Regions from separate parts of the Homo sapiens genome. Here region 1 is linked to region 2. A link is a contact called in ENCODE Hi-C or POLR2A ChIA-PET data. All regions are on one chromosome and are shown on one strand. Each heading gives the region's core, a stretch centred on a gene start or an enhancer-like site at or near the end of the contact. The rest is flanking DNA. Distances are from core to core; before and after follow the strand shown. Region 1 overlaps TCF12 (transcription factor 12). Region 2 holds the start of LINC03065 (long intergenic non-protein coding RNA 3065).

Evidence for each region. A loop is a pair of places that touch in the nucleus more often than their neighbours do. ChIA-PET counts read pairs that join two places held with the same protein, here RNA polymerase II (POLR2A). Pooled maps may share reads with other maps.
Region 1: a loop to region 2 is called in a pooled map, with 5 times the contacts of the local background. The contact joins the enhancer-like site here to the promoter of LINC03065 in region 2. A Hi-C loop is called at or near these places in 1 of 168 maps with a recorded cell type or tissue (heart right ventricle) and 9 of 50 pooled maps. POLR2A ChIA-PET finds 5 or more read pairs at or near these places in 2 of 52 experiments (A673 and HEK293T).

The regions. Positions count from the first base shown.
Region 1 is chr15:57,149,683-57,155,096 of GRCh38, reverse strand. The region is part of intron 5 of TCF12 (transcription factor 12); the gene reads right to left. Among named protein-coding and RNA genes, the nearest start is that of SNORD13D, 130 kb to the left of the region's middle. Within about 2 kb of position 1,681, at least 3 of the 41 ENCODE cell types and tissues checked have a DNase peak (open chromatin) inside an H3K27ac peak, as active enhancers do; they include A673, where a contact is called at or near this core.
Region 2 is chr15:56,883,438-56,888,654 of GRCh38, reverse strand. It overlaps LINC03065 (long intergenic non-protein coding RNA 3065), which reads right to left and starts at 1,587. Exons shown (of 2, transcript NR_183870.1): 1 at 1,485-1,587; 2 at 434-899. It overlaps TCF12-DT (TCF12 divergent transcript), which reads left to right. Exons shown (of 4, transcript NR_015419.2): 4 at 731-2,485. RefSeq lists a silencer at 1,114-1,543 and an enhancer at 1,664-1,753.

The DNA.
Region 1 (5,414 bases), core at 432-2,931, 270 kb before region 2:
TTTAAATTCCCACTTTGTTGCTTATTATCTAACAGCTCTGTCCCTTAGTTGCCTCATCTGTGAAACAAGGATAAAAATAGTTCTACCTCACTGGGTTTTTTGTGAGGATAAAATGTATTAACATCTTAAGTGCGTGGAACAGTGACAAACAAGGGGTAATTAAATTTTAGTTATTATTTTTGAACTGAAATGTACTGACTAGAAAATACATTTGACTATATTATACAATACTATATTGACTATATATATCTTAAATATTCATGCTTAAGGACAAAGTCTTAATTAGAAGAGAAAAAAATTAGATTCTAGGCAAAGAATTTAAAGGAAACTTTTGGATACTTTCAGAGGTTTTAAAATTCTTTATGCCTTTCATTTCATTAAAATTTAACGGCGTCACTCTTCTTAGCATTAATGAATGGGTAACTGGATCTCTTTGTATACATAGCCATAATCTGTTCACAACTGAAAAAAACAAAGATTCACCAAAGAAAGTATGCAAGATCCAGAAAAGGTGGTAGAGAGAGCTGAGAAGTCGAAACATAAAAGAACAGTCTAAAATGAATTTCAACAGAGTTTTAGATTTTGTAACATAGAGGAAAAAGGGTAGATATGTTTGAATATAATCTTTAGCCTGCCTATTCCTTGTTCCCTAAGGTTTGGGCAAAGTGGTTTTAGGGGAGCACCTTGGGTCTGATGGTCCCAAGTTTAGTAACTTTAGTAACAACCAAGATAGCTTGGTTGTTGTTTGAAGCTCACGGGGGAAAGAAGGGCAAACCATTTTTATTCAGTAAAAAGGAGCGCCAGGGTTAGCAGTGTGTAAACAGATGTTAAGTAGTTCACTATTTAAATGTTTTCATCTAGCGAAGACCCTATTCTTAAAATTATGTGCAAAAACCACTGGAAAACAGAGAATGAAAAAAGCCAAATGCTTGCTTCCTCTATCTCTTGGTATCTCTGTTTCATTTTGAAAATTTGCATTATATTACTGATATGGCTGGATTTAAGTCTGCCATTTTCTTACACGTCTACTATTTATCTCATTTGTTGTTTGTTCTTTTATCTTTCTCAAACTTCTTTTTTCTTTTCTTTTTTTTTTTTTAAAGACACAGGGTCTTCTTCTGTCACCCAGGGTGGAATGCAATGGCGTGATCACAGCTCACTGCAACCTTGAACTCTTGGGCTGAGATCCTCCCATGTCAGCTGCCCAAGTAGCTAAGACTATACCTGGTTTTTTTTTTGGAGAGACAGAGTCTTGCTATGTTGCCCCAGCTGGTCTGGAACTCCTGCCCTCAAGCAATCCTCCCACCTCCCCAAGTGTTGGGATTACAGGTATGAGCCACTATGCCCAGCTCTCAGCCTGCTTTTAGATTGAGCATTCCATTTAATAGCCACTATTGGTAGATAAGTTACATTTCTTTTTAATTTCTTAGCGATTGCCCTCAGTTTACAATATACATCTTTAACAGATGTTAAATCCTTCCTCCCATCTTTTAGATTACTGTTACATATTTTATAAAACCGACAATATAATGTACTAATTTTGCTTTAGACAGTTATTTCACAGTGTAATTTAAAAGGATGAAACGTATGTCTTTTATATTTACTTTCATTATTACCATTTCTGGAGCTCTCATTTCTTTGTATAGATCATGGGTTGGCACACTATGACTCATGGCCTGCTTCCTGTTTTTGTAAATAAAGTTTTACTGGAAAACAGCCATGCTCACTTGTTTATGTACTGTTCATAGTTGCTTTTGTGCTACAATGGCAGAGTTGAGTAGTTGTGACAGAAACTGTCTGACCCACAAAGCCTAAAATATGTAATATCTGGCTCTCTATGAAAAAAGTTTGCGGAGTCTTGGTGCAGATCCAAGTTTCTGTCTGGAGTGACATTCCCCCTGCTTGAAGAACTTACTCCAGCAGTTATTGTAGTCTGCTGGGAATGGATTTTCTCAGATTTTCATATATCTAGAAGTCTTTATCCTCTTTTTTAAGAAAATATTTTCAACAGATAAATAATTCCGGGTTGACACAGTTTTAAAAATTGTAATACATTAGAGATATCACTATCATCTTGCCTGCAAAGTTTCTGAAGAGAAGTCTGCTGTAGTTTATCTTTGTTGTTCTATACATGATGTGTTTTTTTTTCTGCCTCTGGTTGTCTTCAAGATTTTCTCATCTTTGGTTTTCAGCACTTTAAATATGTCTAAGGGAATATGTGTGGTGTGTGTGTGTGTGTGGAGGGGAGTTCTTGTTGTTTCTTAAGTCTTGCATCTATGGTTTGATGTCTTTCATTGCTTTTGGGAAATTCTTGGCCATTATCTCTTCAAATATTTCTTCTGCATTATTATTTATCCCTCTCATTCTGAAACTTTAAGCATACACATATTAGACTGATACTGTCCTGCAGCTCTGATCTTTTTTCATTTTTTTTCTCTTTGTGTTTTAGTTTGGATAATTTATACTGGCCTATATTCAAGTTCACCCATTTCTTCAGCAACTGGGTTGTCTACTGATGACCACAAAGGAATTATTTACCTCTGTTTTTTTTTTTATTACTACCATTTCAACTTGACTCATTATTTCCATCTATCAGCTAAATTCCCCATTAATTCATGCATGCTATGTTTCCCACTAGATCCTTTCAATATCTTAGCCAGAGCTATTTTCAAATCTTTGTCTGATAGTTCCAATAACAGGGCCACCTCTGAGCCTTGTTTTGTTAACTGTTTTGCCTCGATAGTTCCAATAACAGGGCCACCTCTGAGTCTTGTTTTGTTAACTGTTTTGCCTCTTGAAAGTATTTGTTTTGTTTTTCTCTTGCTTATGTGTGTGACTTATAATTTTGATGGATGCAGGATACTGTGGGTAGAACAGTAGTATATTTAGGCCTGGAAGTGGGTATGCCTCTTTCCATATAAGGACTTTAGAGTGAGAAATTCAGACAATCAGTTAGGAGTTTAGCTTGGTGTGACTGTTGCTGTGATGACTCTGAGTTTACCAGAGGCTTCCACTCCCTCTAGTGATCACCTGTTGTGCCTAGTGTTTAGCACGTGGCTGGGGTGCTGTAAAACTTTTCTGTTAGTATTTCATCCTCAGCTTATAACAGATGCTATAAACCTGTGCTTGAGAGTGGGTCTGTCCTCAAGCTTTTGCCCCTGCCCCAGTGGCAGACTGCTATTGCTTAGTACTCCTTAGGCTTGTGACGGAGGTAGTTCTCTGCTGTTTTAGTTCAGCCTCAGTACTTACAGAAACTGTGTGCTTGGGCCTCTTTGAAGGGTTCAAAAAAGTTAAAAGTTTGTAGTTTATCAGGCTTTTTTTTTTTTTGAGACAGAGTCTCATTGTCGCCAGGGTGGAGTGCAGTGGCACAGTGGCATGATCTCGGCTCACTGCAACCTCCACCTCCTGGGTTCAAACGATTCTCCTGCCTCAGCCTCCCAAGGAGCTGGGACTACATGCATGCGCCACCACACCCAGCTAATTTTTGTATTTTTAGTAGAGACAGGGTTTCACCATGTTGGCCAGGCTGGTCTCGATCTCTTGATCTCATGATCTGTCCTCCTTGGCCTCTCAACGTGCTGAGATTACAGGCGTGAGCCACCGTGCCTGGCCAAAAGCAGCATTCTTTATAGTTTTCCACACCCTAGATAGAAGCTGGAGGTCCTCTGATCTTCATTTTGGATAGTTTCTGTTTCTATGCCTACAAATTCACTGATTTTTTTTCTTCTGAAGTGAATAAGCTGCAGTTAATATCATCCAGTGTATTTTTCATTTCAGATACTGTATTTTTCTTCTCTCTAAAAATGACATTTAGGGGGCTGGGTGTGGTGGCTCACACATATAATCCCAGCAACTCAGGGGACGAAGGCAGGAGAATGGCTTGAGGCTGGGAGTTTAAGACCAGCCTGGGCAACATAGTAAGACCCTGTCTCTAAAAAAAAAAAAAAAAAAAAAATTGGCCAGGCATGGTGCATCCTTGCAGTCCTAGCTACTTGGGAGGGTGAAGCAGGAGGATCACTTGATCCAATAGTTCAAGGTTACAGTGAGCTATGATCGCTCCACTGCACCCTAGCCTGTGTAACAGAGAGAGACCTGCCTCCAAAAAAGGAGAAAAAAGGGGAAAGGGGAAAGGAAAAGGAAAAGGGGAGGGGAAGGGAAGAAGGAAGGAAGGAAGGAAGGAAGGAAGGAAGGAAGGAAGGAAGGAAGGAAGGAAGGAAGGAAGGGACAGAGGGGGAGAGACAGGGAGGGAGGGAGGGAAAAGAGGTAAATGAATAAATTCCGTTTTTTTCATAGCATTCATTATCCCTACATCTTATTCATTATTTTCCTCTACATTCTTGAGCTATCAAGCGTATTTATAAAAGCCATTTTAACATCTTTGCTTGATTACATCATCTCTCTAATTTCCTGGACTCTTGTTTCTACTGATTACTTTTTCTCTGGGTTACAGGGTACATTTTTTTCTTGTTCTTTTCATGCTAGTAATTTTTAAGTCAATGCCAGACCTTAAAATGTTTATATTTTTGGGTGCTAGATTTTGCTGTATTCCTTCAAAGAATGTCAGACTTTGTTCTGGCAAGCAGTTAAGTGACTTGGAATCAGTTTGCTCCTTTTCCAGGTTTGCCTTTAATATTTCTAACAGTGGGTCAAGAATACCCTTTAGTCCAGGTCTAATTCAGCACCACCAACACAATACCCTTTTGAAGACTACACATGCCCTGTTAATTATGAGATCTTTCCACTTTGGTTCATTGGAGAAAGAATTATTCCCAGCTTTGTGTGAGCTTTCCCTGGTCTCAAGTTGTTTCCTCTCATGCATATACATGCATGTACATGTCAGTACTTGGCCAAAGACTTGGAACCAAACTCTAAAGATCTTGAGCTCCCTTGCTCTCTCTCTGCTCCTTCCTTTTTACCCTATAAATCCTAGTCCCATAGCTTCTCTGAATTCTGATTTTTGTCTTCTCAACTCACAAAGACTGCCAGGCTGCGTTTGATTATCTCGTCTTTTTGCTGTGGCCCAGAATCTTCCTACAGGCAGTGAGAGAGTGGGGGTAACTTCAGGACTCACCTTGTTTTCCTGCTCTCATGGAGTGCCTACTGTCAAATGTCTGAAAAGTAATGATTTAGTTAGGACCACTATGAAACTTCCTAAGGTTTTTATACCTCTTAGAAACCCTTTCACACACCCCCTTTAAAGGAAAAAAATAAAAAAGCTTTCTCCTAGTCTTTCTCTAGCAAACCCATTTTTACAGATCAGAAAAAGATAGAACATAACAAAACTTGACTTCTGTAAATAATCAGACTTTCCAACAAACAAAGACTGCTTAGAGTAGTGCATGAGGTAGAAGATAACCTGAAAAGTTGGATCTACATTTGCTACTATCTTTACTTTTTGGAGTAGCCTAAGTTAA
Region 2 (5,217 bases), core at 338-2,837:
TTCTGGCTTACTGCACAGCATTCACATTGGCCTCCTTTCTACTAATTCAGACTCACCAAACTGTCTCTGGCTGCAGAGCCTTGGCACTTGCTCTTACTTCTGCCCAGAATCTTCTCCCCAACCCCCCCAACCCCAATATTTGCTTGGCTTTCTACCTCATTTATCTAGACCTCTGTTTAAACATAACTTCCTCAAAGAGGCCTTCTTCAATCAACTTATCTAAAATATAAAATAATGTTCAACTCTCATCTGCATACTTCGTCCTTCTGCTCTTTTTCTTCATAGCGCTCTTCCCTACATGACATTATACAATTGTATATGATTGTAAATGTACTATCTCCCCCACTAGAGCAACTGTAATGAGGTTCCATGAGTGCATTCGTTTTACTCACTGACGTATGTCTGATAAGTAGAACAGAGCCTGGAACAAACAAAGCCTTCAGTAAGAGTTTATTTCATGATGAATGAGTGAAATGCAGTAATTAAGATGAAAAGAAAAAAAATCACAAGAGGTCCAAGTTTAAGTCACAATTCCTAGAACATGCCTATCATTTCACCCAAAAACTCTGCTTAAGGCTCTCATTCTGGCTGCATCTCCTCAAGGGGAAGGGAATTAAGGGAAGTTTGCTACTGCCAAGGAAGGGACTTGGGATACTTTCCTGGATGATAGTGGTAAGAATGCTGTTTTCTCCACAATTACTTCGTTAATAAGAGACATGTCCAATTCCAGACTTCACAGGGTTCCTTCTCCAGCTGAGCTCCAAGTGGAGCTTTGAGAGAAAAACAGAAGGGTGATGGCTAGAAGACTCAGGCTTCCAAAGTATTCCTCTCCTGAGTATCAGCTACCAGGTGAATTTCACAATGAGGATGACAACTTGGAAGGGGCAAGAGTCACGTGCCTGAGGGGAAAGGTCACCAGGGTGCAATCTCTGTTAATCCTTCTCTATACCCAGCTTCCCGATGCGGCCTGTACAGAAACAAGCACGCAGGCACTTAAGAGGACAGTGGTTTCACCGTGTCCCTCCCGGCGGCGCTCCCCACCTTTCCTTCCTCCCCACACGCCCCTCCCAGGCTGCAGGCTTAGCAGCCGACTTCCGCTGATCCCGGCTGGAGGGAGCCTGGAATCCAATTACTCTTCCCTAGGGAGCGCAATCCACCCGTCTGGCCGCAAAGAGCGGAGCCGGGGTCCGAGAGCCGCACAGGCCGGCCCTGCTCCGCCCGCCCCCACTTCCCGCCACCCCTGCCTCGGGCTCGGCAGCCCGGGCGGGGCGAGCAGAGCCGCGTAGAGGTGCGCGGCACTGCCGCCGGAACTATTTGTCCTTCCGCGCGCGGCCCGGCCCGGCGGGGCGAGAGGTTCGCGGCGCTGCATCCCGGGCGCCGACGTCAGCCGGGCTGAGTGGCAGGAGATTAGCCAAGGGCTTCCCCCGCCGCGCGTCCGGGCCAATCGGCTCCGCGGGCGGTGCTCCAGGGACGCGCACACGCACTTTCCAGAATCCACGCCTCCCAGCAACAGCCTCCAGCACCGCGACGCTGCCCTTCCGGCCCGCTTTCTTCGTCCGGCCTGCTACGGCTGCGGGCTTGGACCCTGGCCTCTAGTCTCCTGCGTGCTGCTCCCTAAAGTGACAGGGAAACGGGGCAAGAGGTCCAAGGGTTCCGTAGGAGAAAGAGTATCTGTGGCTCTCCCACCGTCCCGGCTTCCCTAACGGACTAGGGAGTGAAGCTCTGGAGATGGATCTTTGGGAGGAAAAAACTGGACCTCTCTTCGGGTTCTTTAGAGTTTAGGTGGAGAACTCTTTCAGTACCATTGAGTGTTCTCTAGTAAGAGGATCTTACACTGTTGGGTTTCTCACTTGCTTTAAAATTGTGGTCAGAGTACTTCATAAATCCTTTCCTTTCTGCATCTGGGGGAAGGAAAAAAAATGCAACACTCTCTTTACACATTGTCAGACTTTCGAGGCCGCAACGCAACTGACATACATGCTAGAAGGAGAAAGTGCTATATTATGCCTTGTGTCCTCTTTTGAATCACATTCTCCTGAGATGTGGCTGACCCTTAGGCCCATGGTGTTCCTGAATGTGATTGACATGCGTAGTTAGCAAGCTAGTGAGAGAGAACCAGGAAAATTGCTATCAAAACAATTACATACAGGGACATCAGAACAAACGCTTGAGACCACTGGGGAATGAGGGACCATCCCAGTTCTGCCACGGATGCCTTCGGGGATGGTGGCCAAGTCAGATCTTTGTGTCTTGTTTCTTCGTAGCAGATTGAATAGAACTATCTTCACCACACTCACTATTTCAAAGTGTGTTATAAACATTTCACTTAAGGTGAAAATGTTGAAGGTTTTATTTTGGGTGGAGGGAAGGTGGTGCCATTGAAAGGCACTCTCTGAAGGGAAGATTCTGTAAAAGGAAGCCATTTTATCTGCCTACAATTTGGTCATTTCAAAGAAATTCAATGTATATGTGTTAAGACTAATTTATATGCTGAGTTGTGTGCTATGTGGTCTTCATAAGAGTTATAATCTAGTAAACCCAGCTAACTCCTGCATTCTCAAACGGTTTCCCATGCCTGTGCCAGTTTCCATCCCTAAATTCTCGGCAGTTTCATTCCCTATTTCTGCTCAAAGGCTACAAACCATTGCTAGTTACAGGTACAGAACGGTGCTGCGGTGGGAGCTCCCCACTTGAGTCTAAACTGTGGCTGGAGTTCAGACGTGTGGATGTATCTGTGGAACTGATAGGGCAAGGCTCTAGAAGCCAATTGACTGGAGCGATTGAGGAGCCTCCTGGGACAGAACAAATCTTTGAGGAAGAAGGAGCCAGACACACTGAGCTTGAGCTAGGAACAAAGATAAAGTCTTGGGAAGGGAGGGGTCCTTTTGCATTCAGCCTTGTGTCCTGGCCCTTGTCTGAATCCAGTAGGAGTTGGGGAGGGGGAAGAAGATGGAAGGAGGCTATAAGTGAAAACTGAAATATCTGTTTCAAACTTTTTAACTTCCAGATTTCACATTCATAACACATGCCCTCACTTCTTCCTTTAGTAGAAAAAAAAAGGTATGAACAAAAGTGCAAACAACAGGAAACCTGACTAGAGGTGGAAATTTGAAAAATATGGAATTTATTATCCCATAAAATAAGAAGTTTGGAGAAAGGTGGTTCCACTATTGGTTGGTCAAATAACTTAGGGAAGTTGTCCGAGATTGAAGTGGGATTCTTCTTTCTGCTCTGCCATCTTCACATGATGGTAATTTCTCCTGTCATGTCCCTTCATGGCTATACGATGGCGTCTGCTTGTCTTGATGTCAAATACAGTCGGGCATCCAGCAAAGTAGCAAAGTATAGGAATACTATTTCTCTCTCTCCCTTTCTCCCTCTCTCCCTCTCTCTCTGTCTCTCCCCCTCCCTCCCTCCATCTCACAATAAAGGAAGGGAAACCCTTTTTAGAGGCTTCTAGCAGAACTGAGTCCCACTAGGCATAATTGTGTCACACACGAATCCTAAACTGATTATTTGTAAGAGGAATGACACTAATCGTAATCTACTCCTCACGCTGGGGAGAGAAATCACCCTTTGTGAACACATGGAAGGATATAATCAGAACAGCATCAAATTTTGCCAGAAAAAAAGTGGCTGTGGCTTAGGCCCCAACAAGTTCCTTCATTTTTCCTTTCCTCTACCTCAGAATGTTTCTGTATCTACTCTTCTTCATCACCTCTAAATTGTTCTATATTTATCCGTCTCCTTCCCTTCCCTCCCCTCCCCTTCCCTCCTCTCCCTCCCTTCTCTATCTCTGTCTCTCCCCTCTCTTCTCTCTTTCTTTCTTTTGGCAAAAGGGTCTGGCTCTGTTGCTCAGGCTAGAGAGCAGTGGTGTGATCATGGCTCACTGCTCACTGCAGCTTCGATGTGGTGGGGTCCGGTGATCCACTCATCTCAGTCTCTTGAGTAGCTGAGACTATAGGCACAAGCAACTACGCTCAGCTGATATAAAAAACATTTTTTTGGGGGGCCGGGCGCAGTGGCTCACACCTGTAATCCCAGCACTTTGGGAGGCCAAGACGAGTGGATCACGAGGTCAGGAGTTCAAGACCAGCCTGGCCAAGATGCTGAAACCCCATCTCTACTAAAAATCCAAAAATTAGCCGGGTGTGGTGGCATACACCTGTAATCCCAGCTACTCGGGAGGCTGAGGCAAGAGAATCGCTTGAACCTGGGTGGCAGAGGTTGCAGTGAGCCAAGATCGCGCCACTGCACTCCAGCCTGGGCAACAGAGCAAGACTCCGTCTCAAAAAAAAAATTCATAGAGACAGGATCTCCTTATGTTTCTCAGGCTGGTCTTGAAATCCTGGGCTCAAGTGATCCTGCCACCTTGGCCTCCCAAAGTACTGGGATTACAGGTGTGAGCCACCACACCCAGCCATACTCTTTCTTAACTAACTCAATAAAGAGGTGAACCAGCTCCATTTCAAGACCTGGCCTTCCATCTGTCTATCTTCCTAAGATCTTACTTTTCTCCTAGACCCTCACAGTGGTGAGGGGCTAAAATACATGCAGGCTGTTCTACCTGGCATTCTGTTATTAAAAATCAGAGGAGAGCTCTAGTCCCTTTTAAAATTGTTCCAAGAGAATTCAGATTGAAAACTGCAAGAACACATCCAGATCTTATTGGGTGGGATTGGGGAGGGTGCAGGGAGATGGGAAAGGGCATACTTCATCTTTTCCTACCTGGATTCTATACCTGGGGCTTCTCCACTGGCTCGGCAATGTGGGAGTCCCATTGGCTGAATTGGGAGAGGGTGAAAGGGAAGCAATATGGGAGTACTTGTCCCCTGGAGATTGAGTCCACCTCTATTTCTTTGAATCACATCCTGGAGGAGCTCTGATAATGGCTTGGCTTTAACCTGAAAGGTGTTCCGTTTTTCTCTTATACTCATATTTATTCATTTCTTTCATTTAACAAATATTACATGTTGACTGTCTTCCCAGTACTGTGCTATGTGCTAGGGAGACATTGGTGGGTAAGCCAAAGTGGAGTTTAATTTCTGGTGGGGGAACTTTGTCTCTCCACCAGGCTTGGCTTGAAATTAAGGTTATCTCACAGGACTAGAATAAAAAGTAAACCTAAAAGCAAGACCGAGTCATTAACTCTATGCATTCATCTATGTTTTAATCCTTCACAAACAACTACCATTATTAGTACAAATTATTTTGATT